Linked DNA regions of Mus musculus: region 1 is linked to region 2. The links are chromatin loops, found by intact Hi-C in ENCODE. Cell type or tissue: left cerebral cortex. All regions are shown on one strand.

Region 1 (8,000 bases), 120 kb before region 2:
TTTCAGTACAATTCCAAAATCCCATCAATCTTTAAGTGAATTTGCTGCTTTCTGAAAGGAAGGCATGTGTGTGGCACTAGTGGAACTGGGAAAGCTTCGTGTGACTTCAGTTTCAGGAACTTTCCCAGCACGACGGCCTGTGATGGTTAATTAGTTCGATTTTAAAGTAAGTCTAGGAGCCTGACCAGCGTTCACACTTGGCCTTTGAATCAGACCGTCAGCAGCTGTGATACAGTGCTCCGTGCAAGCATGTCTGCCAGGCACAATGTGGCCCCTGGCCTACCTGGGGTCATGCTTTAAAATGTGACACAGACACAAGTGAGCACAGAAACAGGTTGTGACCCTGCAATGGGTAACAAGTTCAAGTTCACCAGGGAGGAACCAGAACACACATGTCTGGAGGACTAAGGGATGTCCCGCTGCTAAGACAGGTGTATTTAAATATGCCCTTCAAGATGGAACTTGCCATCAAATCTGACAAAGTTTATCCCCAGAAACCCAAATATTGGAAGGATAAAGAGCCCTCCTACAAGTGCTTCTCTGACCTCATGGGTACTACTATATAAATAAAATATAATTCAAGCTGTGTATACATGCACTTTTTTATTTTTTTATTTTATTTATTTTAGGTTTCACTCTATAGCCCATGTGGCTAAACTCTGTACAGTGAGAGCTCACTGGAGTTAGACCGGTCTCACACCCACAGCGATCCCCCTGCGTCAGCCTTCTGGGATTACCACAATGAGGAGCTCTCTCTCTCTCTCTCTCTCTCTCTCTCTCTCTCTCTCTCTCCTTTACAGAGTCTCACTGTGTATCTTCAGCTGCCCTAGAACTTGCTATGTAGGCCAAGTTGGCATTGAACTCACAGAAACCCATCTTTCTCTGCCTCCTGGGCTGGGCTTAAAGATGTGTTGTGTCCCAGCATACATTGTTTTAAAGACAGGGCCCCAGCCCAGGCTTGTCTCAAATTCACCATGTAAGTGAAGATGGCTTGGAACTCCTGAGCCTCTTGGCTGTTCGCTTGCTTGTGGCAGGGTTTCCTTATTTTTGGCCCAGGCTGACCTGGAACCTGAAGTGATCTAAGCCTCCCTAGAGCTGGGATTGAAAGTATGCAGTCCCAAGGTGCCCTACTGTATATGTTTTACTGCACACCAGCACACAGATGCTGATCAACACCAGATACACCTACAGCAGTACAGGAGCCCAGCACTGTTAGATCCCAGACCTGGGTTAGAACCCATGGGTCAGGGCCTAAGAGATGGCTCAGCAGTTAAGAGCACTGGATGTTCTTCCAAAGGACCCTGGTTCAGTTCCCACCACCTATGTGACAGTTCACAACTGTCAATAACTCCAGTTCCAGAAGATCTGACATCCTCACACAGACATACATGTAAGCAAAGCACCAAAGCACATCAAATTAAAAAGCAAGGTAAAAAGTACCTTTAAAAGAGAGAGAGAGAGAGAGAGAGAGAGAGAGAGAGAGAGAGAACCCATGCGTGGAAGTGGTGATGGTTTTTGGTTACATCCGTGTTCTCGATGTTCATGGACAGCATCCCTTGAACCTGAACATGGACTCCCACTGCCCTTCTCCACAGGCTGTCAACTGCAGCGGATCCAAGCCTCCTGCACCCATTCCCACACAGCCTCCACCACCCGCACCTTCAAACAGGCGCTTGCTGATGAGGGAAAGCCAGGTGGCACTGAACCCACCTTCCTTGGTCTGGTGGCCCTTGTTTCTGCTGATGTCTGCGTCTTCTCCAGGAGACATGAGAATTCAACATGAAGTCCAGTCACACAAATATATCTCACACTGTTCATAGCAGCAGCTCTCAGACACCCTTGCTACCCCTGCAAGGGTGCAGATGTTCTCCTGAGTGAGTGATGTCCACTTCTGCCTCACGCCTAAGCTGGAGTTGAACTGTGACCTCCTCCACTCTCCAATTCCGAGAATTTTAGAAATTTCCTAGGCTAGGGAAAGTGGGTTTGGTGACTCTTCCCTGTAATCCCAGACTCAGGAGGCTGAGGCATTAGTTGGAGGCCAACCTGTGCTACATAGTGAAAGAAAGGAAAAGAGAAGGGGAGAAGGGAGGGAAGAGGGAAGGGGAGGAGAAGGGAGAGTAGGGGAGGGAAGGAGAGAAGAAGGGAGGAGAGGGGAAAAAGAAAAACCTGTCCTAGGCTGATAGGTATCAAGGGTTGTAGGCTTCCACACCTCACCTGGGTAGCACGCTAGAGCTGGCCCTGGTGGTAGGGGGCATGGATTGCCCTGAGGGCATGACCCCCCACCCCCAGCATCCCCCCTCTGCTCCCCACACCTGGGCAAGGTAGGAAAGCTGGCCCTACACCTTACCTGCTGGAACACTCCAGGAGCCAGCCCCGCCCCTTGTCAGGGCAGAGCTCGCCCTGGTGGCATGGGTGCAGAAGAGCATGGGATACCTCTTGGGCTGACCAACTCAGCTAATACCCAGCCCCTGACCCAGAGCTTTGAGATGGCTCATCCCAACATCTACCCCATCTATGAACTGCTAGAGCACATGAAGGGGCCAGACCTGCAAAACCGAAGCTGTAGGATAGCCATGACACAAGGCAACAACAGGATAAGAGGAGTCCTGGTGAGGATCCAGGATTGGTAGTGTAGCAGAAGCCAGAGGCCTCCAACCAGACCAATGACTCACCACAGTGAACATTTGCGCATGAAGCTGTTTGGGCAAAAGGGTATGACACACCCTAGCTTCTACAGCAAGATTATTTTGTTTTGTTTGAATTGGGGTAGGTGATATGACATTCAGAGAGAGGGAGAGAGGGAGGGAGGGAGGGAGGGAGAGAGAGAGAGAGAGAGCGAGACTATCTCTGTCCCTAACCAGGAACACAAAGTCTTTGCCCTTTGTGACTGGTGAATCCTGGTGATGTCATACCAGGGCCAAGCAGCAAACTCTGTCTCCAGAGCCCTTCCTCCCATTCCTTGTGCTGCAGTGGCTAAATCAATGGGGGAAAAAAATCCTCAAGACCAAGGAAAACCAGAGCATGGGGGCAGCTGGGGCCAGGAGGGAGTGCCAGAGATGGGCATAAAGGCCCATTGTGCTGGGGCCTAGGCTGCCACGGAGGCCTTGGCAGCTAAGTCAGAGGAGCCCACCATGAGCTGTGTTCTCTGAGGGAGATCCTTGGATTTCAGCTGAATAGAGAACAACTTGGAAGCAGGCAGAGGAAAGCCGGAGGATTGAGAGACAGGAAGCAAAGGCGGAGCCAAGAGGAGAGTGGGTGGGAATGCTGGGGCAGTATCTGAAGGACAGGTGAACATGGCTCGCCTCTACCATTGCGCCTCGAATACTGGAATGAACCAGTTTGGCTGAAGGCTCATCTGAACAGCTGCCAAACAAGAAAGCAGTTTTTCAGATAAGTAACCAATGGTTTTACAAGTCTGCTCTGGCACCGTGGCAATGGCTCAGGGAGTGAGGCCATTCTCTATGCAAACTTGTCAGCCTGAGGTCAGTTCCTGAAACCTAAGGTTGAAGGAGAGACCTCAACTCCACAGAGCTGTCCTCTGGCCTCCATGTGCATGCTGTGGCCAACATGCCCTCTACAATGCACACACGCACACACGTGCACACACACATGCACACACAGACGTATAAGTAATTGTGGCTGGAGAAAACTTTGGCTTAGTTCCTAGTACCTACATGACATGTCAGCCTACAACTGTCCTTAACTCCATTCTAGGGCATCTGGCATCTTCTTCTGAGCACAGGTACAGACACAAGTGTGCCTAGCCTCGTGAAGGCAAAACATGCATACACATAAAATAAAAATAAATCTTTAAAAAATAATAATAGATAGAATTTTAAAGCCAGGTTCTTACCAGAAGGGAAGGAACAAACAAACAAACAAAAAACAAAACTTGGGTTCCATTTAAGTAACAGCTGTAACTAGAGTTAGTCCAAGGATTTGCTGTCATTGGAAAGGGGGACAGGACACAAGGAAGAGGAAGCAGATGGCAGTCTCTGGGCTTGGGTGACTGTGTTTCAACACCAACAGTCCTAGGCCACCTCGGTTGGCTGCCACATTGACTACTTCTCTTCTTCTGGTGAAGGTTAAACAGAAATAAGGATTGTCTCCTGAAAGAAAATTTGATCAGGATGAAATTTACTGAGAAAAACAAGAGACCCTCCAGAGTCAAGGGCCCATAAGGCTCCTGTTGGTTTATTCACTTGTTTTGTTTTGCTTTATATTGTTTTGTTTTGTTGAGACAAGATTTCATGTAGCCCAAGCTGGCCTCAAACTCAGTATGTAGCTGAGGATGGCTTTGAACTTCTGATCCTTTCCCTCCAACTCCCAGTGCTGAGATTATAGCTGTCTGACACTATGTCTGGTGTATTTGGTGCTGGGGGTTGAACTCAGGGCCTTGTAATGCTAACCCAGCACTCTAGCACCTGAGCTGTGTCCTCAGCTCCCCAGTGAGGCTTCCAAAGTTGAGTTCCTCTCATAATCATGGCCCTTGTCTCTCCTCATCTCTGACCTTGAGGGGAGTCAGCCTCTTCTGCCCTTCCAGGGGAACCCCAATGTATGCTGGACTCAAAGTTGCCCCAAAAGCAATCTGGGAGTGAGGGTGGGGGTGGGACTGGAGCAGAGTACAAAGAGGAGAGAGCTGGCACTCCTAAATGGAGAGAGGCTCCAGCAGCTTAATCCATCTTGAGCAGAATTGTTAATCAGGTGCAGAGCTCCTCAAAGGAGGAAAGCTGGACCCAGCTCTCTCTAAGGGCGCACCGCCAGCTTCCTTTCCAAGATCTTGGTGCCTTTGAATCAGGACTGGTCCAAACCAGCCTTTTTAGGACCCACCTGTCCATGTCCTCTCCCATCTCCTTGACCTCTTCTGAAGCAGGGAGAGAAATGATGGGAGACCCAGACATCTGCCGTAAACACCAACACCCCCCCCCTCAAATAAAGAGAGCAGCCCGATTCTAGGACTCGGGCCAGAGCCTGGCAGATGAGTTGTCCTGGGAGAAGGGCTTTTGTGGGCCAATTAACTCTCTCCCACTGAGCCCTAGCCCACGGAGTCCAGTCTGACCTATACCTCTAGCCCTAGGAGCTTCCTGCCTGAGGTCCTCTCACAAATTACCACCAAAGGCATTGGCAGCCGGCCTTCCAGATGGGCCCCAGTGACAACCCCTCAATGTCGGTGCCCATGGTGTCACGGTCCTGCCTTGTGAGGTCCACAGCAGTGGTCCTGGAACGTGTGACTCTCTCCTTGTTTTGCGTCCATTCTGACCCTGTGGTGAGAGGGCCATGTGGAAAAAGCAGACCTGTCCTGCCACTAGCCTGGCAGGCAGGCCACTGGGAAACAGACTCTGTGACCCCCGTCATGGGCCACTGGGAAGCAGACTCTGTGACCCCATCAGGTATAGGTGTTGCAGCCCAGTCTTTATGCTGAGAACCACTGAACGGCACATCCCAGTCACGTGGACCCTGGACTTCCTACTCTCTGAGACAATGAGGGTTTCTTGCCATTTGGTTTTGTTTGGGTGTTTTGCTATGGTTTGTTTTCGGTGATAATGGGATTCAATCTTGGACCACAACTAGCTAGAGAAAAAGATTATGACTTGCGGAGGCCACAGGTTCTGGTTGCCACAAGACCTTACATGGCTGCTGCGTACTTGTCATTCCAAAACCTGGCCTGACTTCTCCCCTCTATCTCCCTGGGTCTGCTCTAACTCCTCCTGGGACCCAGAAGTCCCACCTTTTTCCTTTTGCCCAGCATTAGCTTCTGCCTTCTTTATTGACCAAATCAAGAACCAATTAGGGGAACAGCAGCTCCCCCTACATCAGCTCACTGCCCTCTACGCATACCTAGGTGACCACAGTTGTCCTTGTGCAGAGATAAGCAGTAAAACTGGAGAGATGGCTCACCAGTTAAGAGTACCGTCTGCTCTTCCTGAGGTCCTGAGTTCAATTCCCAGCAACTACATGGTGGCTCACAACCATCTGTAATGGGATCTGATGCCCTCTTCTGGTGTGTCTAAATACAGCTACAGTGTATTCATATGTGTAAAATAAATAAATAAATCTAAGAAAACCCAAAAACCAAAAAACATATGCCGGTTTTCTCTGGAGATTAGACTATTCACTGCTTTTCCCACTAGTCTTTTTTTCTAGTGTATGTTTGGGTTATTTATTTTAATGTTTTACTACATTTATTAACCAATTTGTGGGTTCAGGGAAGGGATTTGGGGAGAATAGAAGTCACAGCACATGCTTGGAGGTCAGAAGACAATTTGGAGACTCAATTATCTCCTTCTACCATGTGCGTCTCAGGAATCAAACTCAAGTCCCCAGACTTGGCAGCAAGTACCTTTACCCAGTGAGTTGTCCCTCTAGCCTGGTTGTTATTTGTTTATTGTTGGGGGGGGCGGGGTTGAGACAGGGTCTCACTATATAGTCCTGAATGCCCCCAAACTAACTATGTAGCATCTGGAACTCATAGAGATCTGCCTGCTTCTAACTTGAGTGGTTTTGGCAGGGTGGACAGGTTTTTATTCTGCAGCCACAGCTGGCCTCAAACTCACTGTGAGTCCAGGCTAGCCCCCAACTCAAAGCAATGCTGTCAATTCATCTTCCCCAGTGCCAAGGATACAGGTGTGAGCCATCAGGCCTGGAAACTTGTTCTTCTTCATATACAACCTTGCATGTCAGATCCCTGTCTCTCTGTGCTCTCTCTGTGTGTCTCTCTCTCTGTCTCTCTGTCTCTGTCTCTCTCTGTCTCTCTCTCTCTCTCTCTCTCACACACACACACATCTGTATTTTACTTCTCTTAACAATTATTACTAAATTAGTATTCTGGCCTGAGCCAGTTAATAAACATTTGTTTCCAATCTCTGCAATTACAGTAAATATTCTCGTGCATATATATTTGCATTAGTGCATTTTAAATGTTGTTTATTTCTTCCCTGCTTACTACTAAGGAGGATGGAAAATAGCTCGAGAGTATTTTGTAGTTGTGATTTGCAGATAATACAAGCAGGAGGCGGAAATGAAGCTGCCAGAACATTTACAAGAGAACTAAGCGCCAGTGCTGTTCAGAGAGGGCAAGACAGATGGGGCTTTGTTACACGTGATCCGAAGGCTTCTGCAGACGCCTCTGTGTGAATCCCAGGATTCACAGGAGCCTTCCTGGCAGCAGGAAGGGAAAGCAAAGCCGTAGTAAATCGACTTCTTTTCTAAACAGTCCCTCCCACTGAGTCATCCTTCATCTTTCTATTGTGAAACAAGAGTTCCAATGAATGCTGGTCCATGACACTTCCGCTTATGTTTTCTCTCCTCTTTTACTTTTTCCAATCTTCTCAATTTTTAAAAGGATTTTAAAAGTATACATGTGAGTGCCTGTATGGATGCATGTACGTACGTATTATGTATGTAGACCACATGAACACCTGGTGCACTCTAAGGCCAAAAAGGGTATCAAATCCTCTAAAACTGGAGTTACAGACAGTTGTGAGCTCCCATGTGAGTGCTGGAAAATAAATCCAGGTACTTTAAAAGAGCAGCCCATGCTCATAGCTGATGAGTCATCTCTCCTGACCCTCGGTTTTTTTGGTTGTTTTTTTTTTTTTCTTTCTTTTTTTTTTTTTTTCTGTTTATCTGGGTGGTAGTGGTGAATGCCTTTAATCCTAGCCCTTGGGAGGCTGAGGCAAGCAGATCTCTGAGTTCCTGCCAGCCTGTGCTACAGAGTGAGAAATCCAGTCTCGAATGACAAAAACAAAAACAATTTTTTCACTTATTTATTGTGGGTGGTATGGAGAAGAGGGTGTTTATGCTGTACAGCACACATATATAGAGGTCAAAGAACAACCCTGTGGAGTTAGCTCTCTTCTCCACCTTTCTGTGGGTTCTGGGACTGAACTCAGGTCAGCAGGCATACAGGGTAAGTGTCTTTACCTGTGGAGTCACCTCACTGGCCTCTGTCATGTCCACTTTGACTTTTGAAATCCTTTCTTCAGGATTGGAGAGGTGGC
Region 2 (8,000 bases):
GCCTCAGTGTCCCAAGTGCTGGGATTAAAGGTATGTGCACCACTGCCCGGCTGAATCTTGTATTTTTAAATCTCTTTAATAAACAATGTATATTTATGGTATGTTTGTCTGTGCACCATGTGCATGTCTGCTGTCCACGGAGGTGAGAAGATGGTGTCATATCCCGTGGAACTGAAGTTACAGAGTAGTGAGCCTCCATGGGCAAGACTGAACCTGGGTCTTCTGGAAGAGCAGCCAATGCTCTTAGCCACTGAGCTTACTAGCCACCCACCCCTACCTCTTACCTTTCTAGGATTTGTTTGTATGTGTATGTGTCTGTCTATGCACATGAATACAGGTGCAACAGCAGCAGAAAGATTCCTTCAGAACTGGTGTCATAGGTAACTGTGAACTGCCTTATCTGGATTCTAGGAATGGAACCCAGGTCCTCTGCACCAGCAGTACAGGATCTTAAGGGCTGAGCCATCTCTTCAGTCTTTGTATTATTATTTTTGAGATAGGGTGCTATGCATTTCCTAGGCTGGCTTCCATTCCACTACAGAGTGAGAAATGTCTTTGAACTACTACTCATCCTCCTGCTTCCTCCTCCCAAGTACTGGGTTATAGGGTTGTATCATCAAGCCCATTTGATTTTGAGCTATATTTTACAATTTTTTATTAAGTTCTATCATCTCTTAATTTATGAATTACATGAATAACTACACACCTGAAGCCAAGTATCATAAGTTTCATTATGTATAGCCCTAATTTTTTTTTTTTTTGAAAGACAGGGTCTCACTATGTAGTCTTGGTTGGGTTGTCTTATGCAGACCATGCTGTCCCCAAACTCATAGAGATCCATCTGCCTGTCTTTCTAGTCCTGGTATTAAAGGTATGGGCCACTATACCTGGTTCCATGCCCATTCCTCTATTTTAACCATAGCAACAATAATATAACGTTTAATTTTTTTAGATGAATACTTTTCTTATTCTAGTATCAAAAGAAAAAGGCTTTATTTTAAAAGTTTATATTTAAAAGCCAGGTCCAGGGGCTGGAGAGCTGGCTTAGCGATTCAGAGCACTGTTCTTGCAGGAAACTGGAGTTGATTTCCAGTGCCCACATGGCAGCTCACAATTGCCTGTAACCTCAATCTAGGGGACTGAACACCTTCTGGCCTTCTCAGGTATCTCCACGTACATGGTGTACATAAACTCATGCGGACACGAATACAAACAAAAAACATTTCTTAAAAAAAATCTTTAAAAACGATTCCGTCTAGGGATAAAACTCAGTGGTGGAGTGTTAGCTTAGCTGTGTGTGCAGTTCTGGGTTCAATATACCACAACGACAAGTAATTTAATTTGTCTAGAAACCCCAATTTCCTCTCTCCTTTTAATTTGTAGCTTACCTTTCATATGGCAGCTTTCTTCCCTGCTCCAAGCTTCCTTTGACTGTACATATAATAAAGCTGAAAAGGCCTGCAAGGGATTAAACTTGCAATCAATTCAAATGATTCAACGATTCAACTTTAGCCACTGCAAATAAACAAACAAACAAATGATTACAGCTATAATATGCACTAGACGATCAAAGTTTGATCCAGATGCGAAGCCCAGTTCAATGTTAATAGCCTGGCTATTGGGTGGCAGGAAGGTGAACAGGACCTCTAGAAACAAGTGTATTCTTTTTGCCCAGCATTGAAACTGTTGAGAATGGAAAGAACTGATCGCAAAGTGCGCTCGGATTCCAGGCTCCGAGCAGCTCAGCGCCTGACAGGCTACTCTAAGCCTTCCACGCCGCTCCACAGATCCGTTTTCCCATCTCTACTATTTCTCACTCCTACAAGGCAATCCATAGTGCAAACGAAACGCGGCGTCCTGGGCAATTCTGGCCCCATTTTTAACGAATCGTTTTTTTTTTTTTAATGGGAAACAGCTTAGCAGTATTTCCATTTTTAAATCTTGAGCACACACAACGTTCACGCTGATGCATTTCTCTCGGTGTAGAGACATTTTTTTCCCACTCAACCTGTCCGCTTGGTTTTTTGTACGGCAGCCTCCGGTCTCACGGTGTTTAAAACATGACGTCGGACGGAGAAACTACAGCTGGAGTTAGGATCTAACGTTGTCCTGCCACGGTTGCGCCGCACTAGGGAAGCCTACGTGGGACTCCGCCAGGCCTGGAGCGGCCCACGCCCGCAGGGGGTCGCGGACGCACGTGCGCGCACCGCACGCGGGTGCACGCTCCGGAGTGTTTACATCGATCCCTCCCCCCTCCTCCGGCCGGGCTGGACCCTGATCCCGGATGCCCGGTCCGCAGCTTAGCGCCCGCCAGAGCCCGAGTTGCAGCCACCGCCGCGTCAGAGCGGGCGGGGGAGGGGCGGTGAGGTCAGCGGCGGCGGCCGGGTAGCGCGGGGCGCATGCGCGGACTCAGCCCCGTGAGTGGCAGCAGCGCGCTGGGGGCGGGGGCGGGAGGCGCCTGTGTGTGGGCGAGCCGGCGGCGAGTTTGAGAGGTCTGTGGTGCGGGTCGCCCCGGGGGACCCGGGTGCAGGCCTCGCGCGACGGCCACTGCCGTGTGCGTGTGTTGTTTGTGTGGTGAACGCACAGCCGCAAAACTTCCTCCTTTGCTGCCCCCAGAGAGAGAGCGGGCGTGGGGGAGCGTTCGCGAGCGAGCGAGAGGGATCCCAGCGTGAGGGAGCCAAGCTTGATGGGGCCGAAAGCTAGCGTGAGGGAGCGATCCTGAGCGTGAGGCAGCAAAGCGCCGGCCGGAGAGCGGGCAAACGATAGGGAAGAGCGAGAGCTAGCCGTGCGTTGAACCGAGCGTGAGGGAGCTAGCCACAGGGAACGCCGTGAGCGAGCAGTGTGTGAGGGAGCGATCGCCAGCGCGCGACCGAGGGGCCGGCGCTCGCACCACCCCGGAACCCACCACAACAACTGGAGCAGCTGTCAAAACTTCGCCGCGGCGTGGGCCTGACGGGCTGACGGCGCGGGGGAGGGGTGGCTGGCCCCGCCCCGGCCCGGCCCGGCCCGCCGCCCCCCTCCGCGGCCCTTTCTCCTCCCGCCGCGGGCGGCCTGGGGGAGGGGCCGGGCGGAGACCCCTGCGGCCGCCCCCGGCCCGCGCCCCTCGCGTCGCGCCCCGCCCCGCCCCGCTCGGCGCCGCCCTCCGGCCCGGCCCCGCCGGCCCCAGCCTTGGCCGCGGCGCCCCGCCCCGCGCGGCCGGCCCCGCCCGCCCCGCCCGCTTGCCCGCCGCCCCCCGCCGGCCCCTGCGCGCCGAGTGCGCGCGCCCGCGCCGATGTGTGTGAGTGCGTGTCCTGCTAGCTCCATGTTGCCGCCTCTCCCGGTACCTGCTGCTGCTGCTGCTGCTCCCGGGGCTGCGGGAAATGCGAGAGGCTGAGCCGGGGAGGAGCAACTCGAGCAGCAGCAGCGGCGGCGGCTGCGGCCGCTGCGGCGGGAGGAGCCCCCCAGGAGGAGGACGGGGATCCATGTGTCTTTCCTGGTGACTAGGATGTCGTCGGAGGAGGACCGGAGCGCGGAGCAGCAGCAGCCGCCGCCAGCACCCCCCGAGGAGCCCGGAGCCCCGGCCCCGAGCCCCGCAGCCGCAGACAAAAGACCTCGGGGCCGGCCTCGCAAAGATGGCGCTTCCCCTTTCCAGAGAGCCAGAAAGAAGTAAGTTGAGCGCGAGGGAGCCAGGCGGGCGGCCAGCGGCGGCGCGGCCCGGAGCTGTCAGGCCCCCGGCCCGGTGGGGGCGGGGCGGCCCAGGCGCGGCCCGGTTCGGCGGCGCCCGCGCAGGTCCCGCCGGCCGCGCCGCGCACTTTACTTTGGAGTTCGGCCTCGCTTCTGGGAGAACCGCCCGGCGGCTTCCCCAGGGCCTAGCCCGGCGTCCGCACACGCCCCGCCGAGCACGCCCAGCTTGCTGCCGGCCCGGCCTCTCGGAGCCACAAAGCTGTGGGCGCCAGGGACGGAGCTGTCAAACGCCGCGGCCGGGTGGTCCGGGTGCGGCGGCCGGCGCTCTTTGTCAGCTCGCGGCTCCTTTAACTTTTCTTGCTCCCAGACCGGTGCTTTTGCTTCTTAATGATACATTAGGAAGCCATTCGAGCCTGTCCTCCCCATCCCCCACCGCCCCGAACCGCACCGCCCGGCTCCGCAGCCGGCGCTCGGGATCGCACGGGCCCAGGTGTAAGCGGGCGAGTCGGAGTTTCGGGAACGCGGCCGGGTTCCGCGGCGCTGACGGCCCAGAGCACTTTGTTTAGGGGAGACAGCTTTAAACGTCGCTGGACGAGTAACTTCAACTCCAGCTGGGCAGGCAATGGCTTTCGATTGTTTTTGAGCGTCCGTGAGGACTGTGCCGGGTGGATGAACTGGGCAAGAAGTGTTGTCTTAAAAAGTGGTTATTCGGCAACTTGGCTTGAAAATTAAGGAAACCGTTTTAGTGCCAATGAGTTAGTTGATCAGCAATAGTGGCTCTTCGGGGTGCTGCGGAAGATTGGTGACCGTCTTTCAAAGTTGCAGAATGGCGTGTGTTGCTTACTCATTTCATTGTATGATATTCTCATTGAACTGTTGGCGGTGGAAGGGTGCGCTGGGACTTGCAGGAAGAAGTCAGCACATTTATGGATAGGCTGTTTGTTTGGTTTACGTGCATTCATTTGTTGTGTCTGGTGGTTGCAGCAAAAATAGTGTTAACTGAGCCATAGCAAGCAAGCACCCTGGCCTCTCGGAACCCACTAAGCTCTTGACACAGTGTATTTGGGGTGGGTGGTGGAGAGGGTTTGCTATCTTTTTACTACTAAATGTTCCAGGGCCTTTAGTCGCCTGTATATTTTATCACCTGCCAGCTCTTACCTAGCTGTGAAAAATCTTGAGAGAAACACTTTATAGAGGATGTATACATTATTACATTAGCTTCTTTGTGATACAAAGTTGCGAGTTTATTTTGTCTGTTACTTTGTAAGGTGATGGTCTGCATAAGATAACATTATGCCTGCCTTGACTGGAATTTGGAGACGTTTTGTGGAGTTTTGAGTAACTTTGGACTTGGTCAGTTTGACATAAATACTGTTTTAAAAAGCAACATGGGATTAAGCCATATTAGAAGTTTACTTCGATTCATTCCCATTTCACTGTTTGAAAAACATCTGCATCTCATAAGAGGGTTCATGATGGCACAGGCCTGTAAGATCTTTTTAAGCCTAGCACTCAGGAGGCAGAGGCAGGTGGAGTTCAAGGCCAATTGGTCTACAGAGGGAGTTCCAGGACAGACAAGGCAACACAGACAAGGCAACACAGACAATTCCCTGTCTTGAAAAAACAAAACACATTAAAAAATCTTACTATACTTTAATTTGAGGTAAGTAAATGTTTTATATTTGCATTTAATTCTTCTTTTTTGAGAGAGTAGACATACAAGCGCTCATTTTTGCATTGTTAGGGTCACGCACTTGCAAATGCTTGAGCACACACCGTGTGCTTCCCATTGAGATGAGTTAAGGTGTATTAGTGCAACTCCTTTGAACCGGGAGGAAGGTTCACTTAAGTTATTGCCACTTAATTATTTTAATTCTTAGCACTATTAATGAAGAAAAAATGGCCTTTTGAGAAGTTAAACATTTTCCTAAAGAATGACAGTGTAGTCTTAAGAACACTCTGGCCAATTCTGTTTTAGATTTTTTTTTTTTTTTTTTTTAGATTTGAAAAGCAACACAGAATTCTTTACAAGGAAGTAAAATGTAGTGGTAATTAGCTTCTAACTTTTAAATTCTTTAAAATTAGAAAACGTTTGAAGGGAGTGGAATCTCTAATTGTATTGGAAACATGTAAGTGGAAACTAATGTGTGAAATGGAAAGCAAAGAGGTTTTTGATTGTGTATCTCTACACCATATTAGTATCCATGAGGAAAAGAGCCTGTAGTTAGTGAGGACCCAGAAGGTGAAACTGATGTGTAACAAATGTGATTTAGGTTTGTAGTAAATGAATAGTGTAGAATTGCAAAGAGTGCACTGAAGAAACAAAAGCTAATATCGTTTGTTTGTTTGTTTGTTTGAGACAGGCTCTCTTTATGTAGCTCTGGCTAGCCAGGTACTTGTAGACCAGGTTGGCTTTGAAATCAAAGAACTCATGGAGATCTGCCTGCCTCTGCTTCCCGAGTGCTGGAATTAAAGGTGCATATGCTTCCATGCCCGATTGTTATGTTTGAATTTTTATTAAGTAAACAAATCAAGTCTTTATAGTTTATTTTATTTTATTTTTTGGTTTTTCGAGACAGGGTTTTTCCTTATAGCCCTGGCTGTCCTGGAACTCACTCTGTAGACCAGGCTGGCCTTGAACTCAGAAATCCGCCTGCCTCTGCCTCCGCCTCCCAAGTGCTGGGATTAAAGGAGTGCGCCACAATCACCCGGCTAAGTCTTTATAGTTTTGGCTAGCTGAATTTTTGTTGTTGTTGTTATTGTTTATCACATTTAAAAGGCATAGGGTATGTAGTTAATGGGTTTTACATTAAATCTAATTATATTAAAATTATTAACTATCGAAAAGCAAATATTTTGAACAAAAGATACTACTTTTTTGAGGCAGGATTTAAAAAGCATATATATATTCATATATATACACATACACACACACACACACACACACACACACACACACACACAGGAATTTCCTGTTGTACAAATGTCAAATGTAACTCACAGTGAAATTTACATTTGTTTGAAATTTCTTCTTAACTGCAAAGACTCAAACTATTTAGTTATTTTGAGTGTTCATAATCCTTACTTGAGGCACTGTTTTTGCCCCATGGTAAAACAGTATAGGGTGCAGGTCTAATTCTGTTAACGTTAAAAGAAATTTTTCCTGAAGAGAGAGAGAGAGAGAGAGAAAGTGTGTGTGTGTGTGTGTGTGTGTGTTAGTTTTGCTTTTAAAAAACAAAAAACATAAACATAAACAAAAACATAAACAAAAAGGAAAACGAGGGTTTGTCTGTGGTCCTGAACCCACTCTGTAGAGCAGGCCGGCTTTGGATGTTACAGACTTGACAGACTTCGTACTGGGATTAAGAAGGTGTTAACTACCACACCTGACTTCTGTATGAAGCCCAGGAAGTGTTCTGCCATATTTTTTGTCATCAGAATTGATGTCAGGGTGAACAAAAATGTTGGAGCAGCAGGTGGCAGAGACAGGATTTCTGAGATACTGTCTTCAACCCTTATTGAGTCAAATTTGTGCCCTGAATCACTTTTCAGAGGGCAATTACTGTTATTGGAGAGACAGCTGAGTGTCACTGTTACAGAAAAATAGGAACATGGATGGTGTCTTGCAAGGGTGTCTTGCAGTGCAGCTGTTAACTGTTGTTACTTTGTATTTGCAGGACTCTTTCTCTAACATTTCTCATACCTGCCAATTTGAAATAAGTGATAGACAATTGATCTTCACTACTGAATAAAACGTCCCCCAGATCACTTTCATACCTTTTGAGATTATGCAAGTATGTAATGTATATGATAGCGATTTGTAGTCTTTCCTTTCCTATCTTGACCTACCCTATCCTACTCTTTACTTTCCAGCCAACCCTCCCTTTCTCCCTCATTTTTTTTTTTTTTTGAGATAAAGCCTATTATATATCCTAGGCTGACCTTGAACTCAATATGTAGCTTGAGCTGGCCTAGCATTTGAATATTCTTTCCTCAGCCTCCCAGAGCACGCATTGTAGGCCTGCACAGCCATGCTAAGCAAACAATAATTCTTAATTTTTAATACTTTTAAGCTAGCAGGTAAGTGGGGTTTGTATATAATATATACTATATATCCTATCATATCCATCCATCCATCCATCCATCCATTCCACCTATCTATCTTTGGTTCATAGGATGCTCTTAAGTGTTTTAATTTAATTGAAAACTGGATCTAAGATTATCAGCCTCCCTTTCCTGTTGGGGAGATTGTTCTCTAACTTGGCCAACTGTAACTGTAACAGTAACTGTAGTTTACTGTTGACTTATTCCTAGGAATATGTAATATTTAAGAATAT

The links. A loop is a pair of places that touch in the nucleus more often than their neighbours do. Peaks named below come from ENCODE experiments on the same cell type or tissue, not always from the same donor. Only the 100,000 strongest peaks of a DNase experiment are listed, where the experiment ranks them.
Region 1: it touches region 2 in a loop (10-fold over the local background); 2 of 42 quality-filtered maps call a loop at or near these places.

What each region holds. Positions count from the first base shown.
Region 1 is chr5:25,609,249-25,617,248 of GRCm38, reverse strand. The region is part of intron 1 of Gm46903 (a long non-coding RNA gene); the gene reads left to right. It overlaps Gm42235 (a long non-coding RNA gene), which reads right to left and starts at 2,781. Exons shown (of 3, transcript XR_880895.2): 1 at 2,547-2,781; 2 at 1,711-1,848. In left cerebral cortex, a CTCF peak has its summit at 6,025 (motif pointing left); DNase peaks (open chromatin) are centred at 3,158, 4,749 and 7,118; H3K27ac peaks cover 788 bases.
Region 2 is chr5:25,494,035-25,502,034 of GRCm38, reverse strand. Kmt2c (lysine (K)-specific methyltransferase 2C) reads left to right here and starts at 3,252. Exons shown (of 59, transcript NM_001081383.2): 1 at 3,252-3,645. The coding sequence starts at 3,485. It overlaps 4831440E17Rik (RIKEN cDNA 4831440E17 gene), which reads right to left and starts at 2,238. Exons shown (of 1, transcript NR_030700.1): 1 at 1-2,238. In left cerebral cortex, no CTCF peak of the experiment used is centred here; DNase peaks (open chromatin) are centred at 3,367, 3,617, 4,053, 4,503 and 4 more places; H3K4me3 peaks cover 3,990 bases; H3K27ac peaks cover 2,631 bases.